2 separate regions of the Homo sapiens genome follow, and region 2 is linked to region 1. The links are chromatin contacts, found by Hi-C or POLR2A ChIA-PET in ENCODE. All regions are on one chromosome and are shown on one strand. Each heading gives the region's core, a stretch centred on a gene start or an enhancer-like site at or near the end of the contact. The rest is flanking DNA. Distances are from core to core; before and after follow the strand shown. Region 1 overlaps SHC4 (SHC adaptor protein 4). Region 2 overlaps SHC4 (SHC adaptor protein 4).

What was found. A loop is a pair of places that touch in the nucleus more often than their neighbours do. ChIA-PET counts read pairs that join two places held with the same protein, here RNA polymerase II (POLR2A). Pooled maps may share reads with other maps.
Region 2: a loop to region 1 is called in a pooled map, with 2.9 times the contacts of the local background. The contact joins two enhancer-like sites. A Hi-C loop is called at or near these places in 2 of 168 maps with a recorded cell type or tissue (IMR-90 and mammary epithelial cell), 1 of 37 single-sample maps with no recorded cell type and 10 of 50 pooled maps. POLR2A ChIA-PET finds 5 or more read pairs at or near these places in 4 of 52 experiments (BJ, H1, HEK293 and 1 more).

What each region holds. Positions count from the first base shown.
Region 1 is chr15:48,895,673-48,898,982 of GRCh38, forward strand. All of the region lies in intron 2 of SHC4 (SHC adaptor protein 4), which reads right to left. Among named protein-coding and RNA genes, the nearest start is that of EID1, 19 kb to the left of the region's middle. Within about 2 kb of position 1,524, at least 5 of the 41 ENCODE cell types and tissues checked have a DNase peak (open chromatin) inside an H3K27ac peak, as active enhancers do; they include IMR-90 and mammary epithelial cell, where a contact is called at or near this core.
Region 2 is chr15:48,939,124-48,942,422 of GRCh38, forward strand. The region is part of intron 1 of SHC4 (SHC adaptor protein 4); the gene reads right to left. Among named protein-coding and RNA genes, the nearest start is that of SHC4, 23 kb to the right of the region's middle. Within about 2 kb of position 1,593, at least 3 of the 41 ENCODE cell types and tissues checked have a DNase peak (open chromatin) inside an H3K27ac peak, as active enhancers do; they include IMR-90 and mammary epithelial cell, where a contact is called at or near this core.

The DNA.
Region 1 (3,310 bases), core at 274-2,773:
CAGAACTGTATATTTGAGGCATGTGAGGCTTTACAGAGCGCCCAAAATCTCTTGATATACAAAACTCTGCTCAAAAGAAAAAAAGGGGAAAACTTGTGCTTATGAACTTGCTTTAAAAAGTAATAATTAGCCAGGCACAGTGGCTCATGCCTGTAATCCCACCACTTAGGGAGGCCGAGGCAGGAGTATCCCTCAAGTCCAGGACTTCGAGACCAACTGGACAACATGGTGAGTCCTTGTGTCCACAAAAATATATATATTTTTAAATTGCCAGGCACAGCAGTGCACACCTGTGGCCACAGCTACCCAGGAGCCCGATGCAGGAGGATTGCTTGAGCCTAGGAGTTCAAGGCTGCAGTGAGTTAGGATCACATTACTGCACTCCAGTCTGGGCGACAGAGCAAGATCCTGTCTCAAAAAAAATAGTAGTTATTAATTTTTTGAATTGGAGACTCTAAGATGAGCCATGCCTCTCTCCAGTAAAAGACCTATTTGTACAAACTTTCCTTCTTTCTTTTTCTTTCTTTCTTTCTTCCTTTCTTTCTCTCTCTCTCCCTCCCTCCCTCCCTCTCTCTTTCTCTCTCTCTCCCTCCCTCTCCCTCTCTCTCTCTCTCTCTCCCTCCCTCTCCCTCTCTCTCTCTTTCTTTTCTTTCTTTTTTTTTTTTTGAGACGGAGTCTCACTCTGTCGGCCAGGCTGGAGTTCAATGGCATGATCTCAGCTCACTGCAACCTCCGCCTCTAGGGTTCAAGCGATTCTCCTGCCTCAGCCTCCCAAGTAGCTGGAATTACAGGTGCCTGCCACCATGCCCGGCTAATTTTTGTATTTTTAGTAGAGATGGGATTTCGCCACATTGGCCAGGCTGGTCTCAAACTCCTGACCTCAGGTGATCTGCCCGCCTGGCCTTTCAAAGTGCTGGGATTACAGACATGAGCCACCGCGCCCAGCCTGTACAAACTTTTCTATTCCATTTAAGAAGGTCCACTCCTCACCCCAAAGCTCCCCAAAACATTCTGTGGACCTCTTAGAAATTACAGATCCCAGGTTAAGAAATACTGCTTTAAATTAACCTCTCAAATTCTGCTGGCCTTGCTGATAGCAGCGTTAACAAATCTCCTGAAATCCCAGCAAGGACAGGCAGATAGATGCCTACATTTTGTTGCTTTTGTTCACAAAGATCTTTTCTTCCCCTGCTACTGGGACCAAGACATTAACTGTAACATTTTCAAGAACAAATAGTACTTTCAGTGCTTTTCTGGAGTCTCAGCCACACCCTTGGGCCAACTTTACAAATGCCGAGGAGAAAGAAAAAGAAAACAGAGTTGAGAGCGATTTCTCCTGGGGCTCAGGGGGTCCCCGCCATTCTTGCAGCCCAAGCAGCTGCGCTCCTGCAGAACCTTTTTGGAGCTGAGTGGCGGTGAGACTTTCTCCAGCTAGCAAACATTCAGCAAGTGTCTGCTCTTAGAGGAGCAGAAATTTTGGGGTTTCAGTGGCTAAAGATTTCCATCCTGGGAGCCTGTATTAGAAAGAAAGAGAAACGCCCCAGAGCACCAACAGTGGCCACTTTGTTTATTGTTTCGCCACATGAGAGAGAAGGGGAGAAGTGGGCTGATGTAAGAGAATGAGAATGCCGTGGAAGATTTGCTTTTAAGCATATAAAACCCTGCCTACGCCATAAGACCAAAAAAAGATATTTTGTCTGTCTTAACAGAGTCCAAACTAATCATCCAAACAAAGCCACCTTTCTTCATCAACTCCTGGCCACTACAACACTTAAGTTATAATTCTTCTGTGTTTTTAACCCTTAAACAGTTAAGCTCCTCTGGAAGCAATGTCGCCACACACACACACACACACACACACGCACACACTTTTTTTTTTTTTAAGTTTGGAAGGCAATATCACAATCCAAGACAAAGGGGAGCATTTAATGGGAGGAGAGGCTGCGCGGCAGATTTTTTCTGGTGAATGTCAAGATGCAGTTCTTCAGTAAATAGGAAAGCCAGAAAATGTGCAACATGAAACCAGGCAAAGGGGCCCAGCTGGAATGATTAAAGGCAATGATCCCCACATCCCCCACCTTCTGACACACACACACACACACACACACACACATCTATAGTCACATATGCAGTGAAGGAGTAGTTCCAGTTTTGTCCCTGCAAATAGGAATGAGAATAAAATTTTAATCACAGCAAGAGCCTTTCCAAAATAAAAAGTCAACGATACTCAGCCAAAACAAATTCACCTGCGTTTCCCAAAGGTCTTTCTTTCACTTTGCATCTCCAACGTAAGTCCTTAAAGAAATCAGTTAACAAAGTCTAAGGGACATGTTGCACCCTAAATGTCTTGGATTGCCTTCTTATTATGAATGAAGAGACTGAGTAATTCAGACTGCACATCCATGTGGTATCATGCTGTTCTCATTGTTCTAGGGAAACCAGTACCATCTTTTTTTAAATCTTTGCCTCCAGGACAGCAAGGCTCAGTGATCTATGTGTTCAATTTTGTCCAGCTTAGTGAAATTAAAGACATCCAAGAATTTGTGAAAGCCCTCAGACAGGACACTTTAGAACAGGAACCTGCCTCTGTGGCGATAAGCACACAATGAACGCAGTCAGTGCCCACAGACCAGTTGAAAATGGAAAGCCTCAGACTTGCTTTGTGCTATTATCAAGGGGCATCACCCGTGTACTCTAGGAGGGTGAACTCAGCCTCATAAAATACATCCTTTCACTTTAGAAACAGGCACCTCGGGTCCCAGGATGGTCAAATAAAACCTTTGAGTACTGCCCACAGCATTTATCCCCACACTGACTTAGTGTCCCACTCTGTTCACCTGAATTGTACTTAAAGTCTGTTTCTAAAGTACATTTGCTAGCCAACCCAGCTCAGCAACCATAGGAAATGGGTTTGTCTGTCTACTTCGTGATTCTGCCCTTTGGCTCTGATGCAAATGTGAACCCATTAATCACACTGGAATGAAGTGAAGGACCCTCTTGTCTGGAGTATCACATCTCCCCTATAACTCTCACTAGTTAACGGACATTAAGTGCTGGTTTTTTCCTGTCCCCACAGAGATTTCCTGTAATACAATCATGTATCTCAAAATTCAAACACCTACACCCACAAACTGATGGCTTATAGGCTTTATAAGTGGTTAAAGAAATGACAATAAGAAATAGAGTTGGTTTCATATAAAATACATGGGAATTTATAAATTCAAAAGATTGTTCTCCTTTAGGGTAAACTGGGCTTCTTTAAAACAACTTTGTTTTTGACAAAATATTCAAAATATTATGAAGGTGTGTC
Region 2 (3,299 bases), core at 343-2,842, 44 kb after region 1:
CCTGATTGTCTTCAGTTCTACCTGCCTCAGTATGGGGAGCTGATAAACAAGCCTCAATTACTGTGCAGGGACCTTAATCAATGGCGCTCCATAGGAGTGTGATGAGCACTGGGATGCAAGGGGCTATGGGAGTGTGTCAGAGAGGCTCCAGACCAGCCTCAGGGAATCAGGGAAGAAGGGTCAGAGGAAGGACGCTGGGGCGAGTTATGAAGGGCAGGCAATGAGAGGTGATGGTGGAGGAATTTCCAGACAATGGGCACAGCATGTGCAAGAGGTAAGGGCAAAAATAAGGGGTGGTCCAAAAATACCAAATACTTCAATATGACTAATGTCCAGGGATATGGCTGAGATATCAGCAGGGGCTACATTTCATTAATCATCCAATTAACCATCTGCCCACACAATTCAATGAGCTCTTAGAGGGCAGAAGCTGGTTCTCATTTTCCCTTTTGTTCTTGGAGTCCAGCACAATATGTGACACACAGTAGGCTCTCAATACACTATGCTGAATGTCTGAGGACTGTAACCAAGTTTCAGGCCACCCTCGCTTAGATGTGACGCCAATTTCTTCTTATTCTTTCATGAGTTTCCCAACTACACTTCCACCCAGCCCACTTCTCAGACCCAAATAAATAAAAGCTAAAAATACAGCTCAGGTCATGAATCATAAATGAGATGGAAGAGCAGTGACTCACAGAAGTTAATCTGCTTCCCAGGAGAGTCTTGCTGGATGTCCTCTGCTCTGAAAGGTTAGGCAAAAAGCCAGGATCATAGCTGTGCAGACAAAGCTAATCTAAAGACTAGGCCTGCCATTGGAAGCCCATCTGGTATTCCAAGGCTCCTAGGCAGAGATGCCAAGAGGCGGCAGCTCTGTGCAACCCATCATGGGGCAGCGGAAGGATGGGCCCAGACACAGATGCTGACAAGGTTGCTCTAGGTGTCTGCTAAGAACACCTTAAGCACAGGGCCCTGTCGATTTTCTCAGTGGCCCAACATATCCACCATCAAGTTGGTTATGGTTACTGCTGTAGCCAAGGCAATGCCCTTGCAGGATGGTTTAGTGAATGACCTACCAATTATATTTTGTATTCTTGTCTAGTTAAGTTGAGAATATGATCTAACCTAATAGTGACACTGTGTTTATGGTCTCTCCTGCCAACACATAATCCACTTACAATTGAACATTTTTGGGATATTTTGACCTTCATTCTCAATTATCAGCTCCTCAACAAAATTAAATAATTATATCCTACACCCTAAAATCACACAAATCTGACTCAGCTTTCAGTACCTAGGATGTCGAGTTTCAGTTTAATTAAATATTTACTGGAGGAACTCTGTGTATTCACAAATGAGAGCATCTGCAAATACTGCCACAAGGTAGACAAACAGCAGCTCCATCAAACTTTCTTCTACTCCATTTTCCGTTTGACTCAGCAGTGTCAAAGGCCAAAATTTTTGTCGTCAGTTACCATGTCTGGTCAAAGTTGATGTCCCTAGTAGCAGCATCAGTATGATGGTGGTTTCAATCTCCCCAGCGCTCTAGGACTTTGCATGTTCAATGTGTGGTCATGTCTGGAGACCATGTGGGCAAAGAACCTCATTGACGTCATTCTCCCTCTATGTCACAGCACTGAAGTCCTAAATGAATGGTCAGTGTTCGTTATACTGAAACCATGACTCACATTAGTCATTCTCCCACATGGTGATAAACTGCTGAATTATGCTGTATTAGTTTTCAGCTTTTATGACTTCTTTGAAAAAGCAGCAGTCAACAATACGGCTTTGCGGAAATGCAGCTCAAATGTTAATCATTTCTCATTATACTTCTTTTTACATGAAACACAAGAGTTGTCTGTACCTGGAGCAGTGAATTCTGACTCCTGATAATATGACTAAAAGCACACCAGGGCTCGAAGGGACCTTAGAGATGATCCATTCCAACTCCTCTACTTTTTGTGGATAAAAAATTAAATGGCTTATCTGATGTCACTCAGCATTTAAAGGGAAGGCAGAGAACAGTCTACTAAAGACACAAAAGTCAGAGATGTACAAAGCGAATCAGAAGAGTATAAGACAGCAGCAGTCAAGTGTACACAGAGCTCCATGGAGGAAGAAGTTGTTGACTGAATTCAGGGCAGTGGAGAGGGTCAATAGGCTAAGGAACTGGAAAATGTTCATAGGAGTTTGGCAACTGTTGGCTTTTGTGGAACATTATCAGTGGAGTAGTCAACGTAGAAGCCAGGTAGCAAGAGATTTAAAATTTGATATGGAGATGAGGCAGTGAACCGGTAAGCATAGTACTTTTGTTTTTGTTTTGAGAAATTGATATTTTAACAAGAGGGGCAAGATAAGCTTAGGGGAGGGTGTTATTTTAAGAGTAGAACAGATTTGAGCATGTTTATTGATAGAAAGTTTGACAGTAACAGGAGAAAAGAGAAATAATGGCGAGATCACAGTCCCTGGGGAGGCAGGAGTGAAGACTACCCATGAAATGTGAAAGACCTGATTCAAATAAATTATTTTAATTATGAATCAGATTCTCTCAAGCATTCAAATCAAGTAACTTTGAAAGTTGAAGATACAGTTGCCCTTTTCACATGTCTGGATACCTTTCTGGGAATCTTCTTTTGGTGTTAATTTAAGGGGTACAAGTGCAGTTTTGTTTCATGGATATACCGGGTAGTGGTGAAGTCTGGGCATTTGCTGTAACTATCACTCAAATAGTTCACATTGTATTCATTAAGTAATTTTTCATCCTTCACCTCCTTCACACCCTCCCACTCTTCTGAGTCTCCAATGTCTATCAATTTCAACTCTATGCCCACGTGTACATATTATTTCATTCTCATTTATAAATGAGAACATGCAGTATTTGAGTCATATTCTTATAAATAATCAGGATTGAGCCTAATTTTACGTAAATGGCAATGCTATGAAGATGGACAGCAGCAGGATCCTGTGACTTCAGTAACTGTAGGGTTGCTTCAGGATTACATCACAGGGTCATCATGATCAGAGCTAGAACGAGGTGACCTGTTAGTCAGTATTTTTTTAAAAAAACAAAAACCCTAGATTCATAAAAACTTTGTGATGGACGACACTATTTGTCCCAACCCCTTTATTTCCAAAGCATTTAAGTGACTTGAACAAGATCACCCCGCAGTACAAAGCTCTAAGCAAGCATAGAAATTTGCTAAGCTATTCGATCACAAACATCAGGTTCCCATTAAAATCGAACATAGATTTTTGAATCAAACTCAAATAACGCTGTTATAACTTAAATAACCAACACCTTC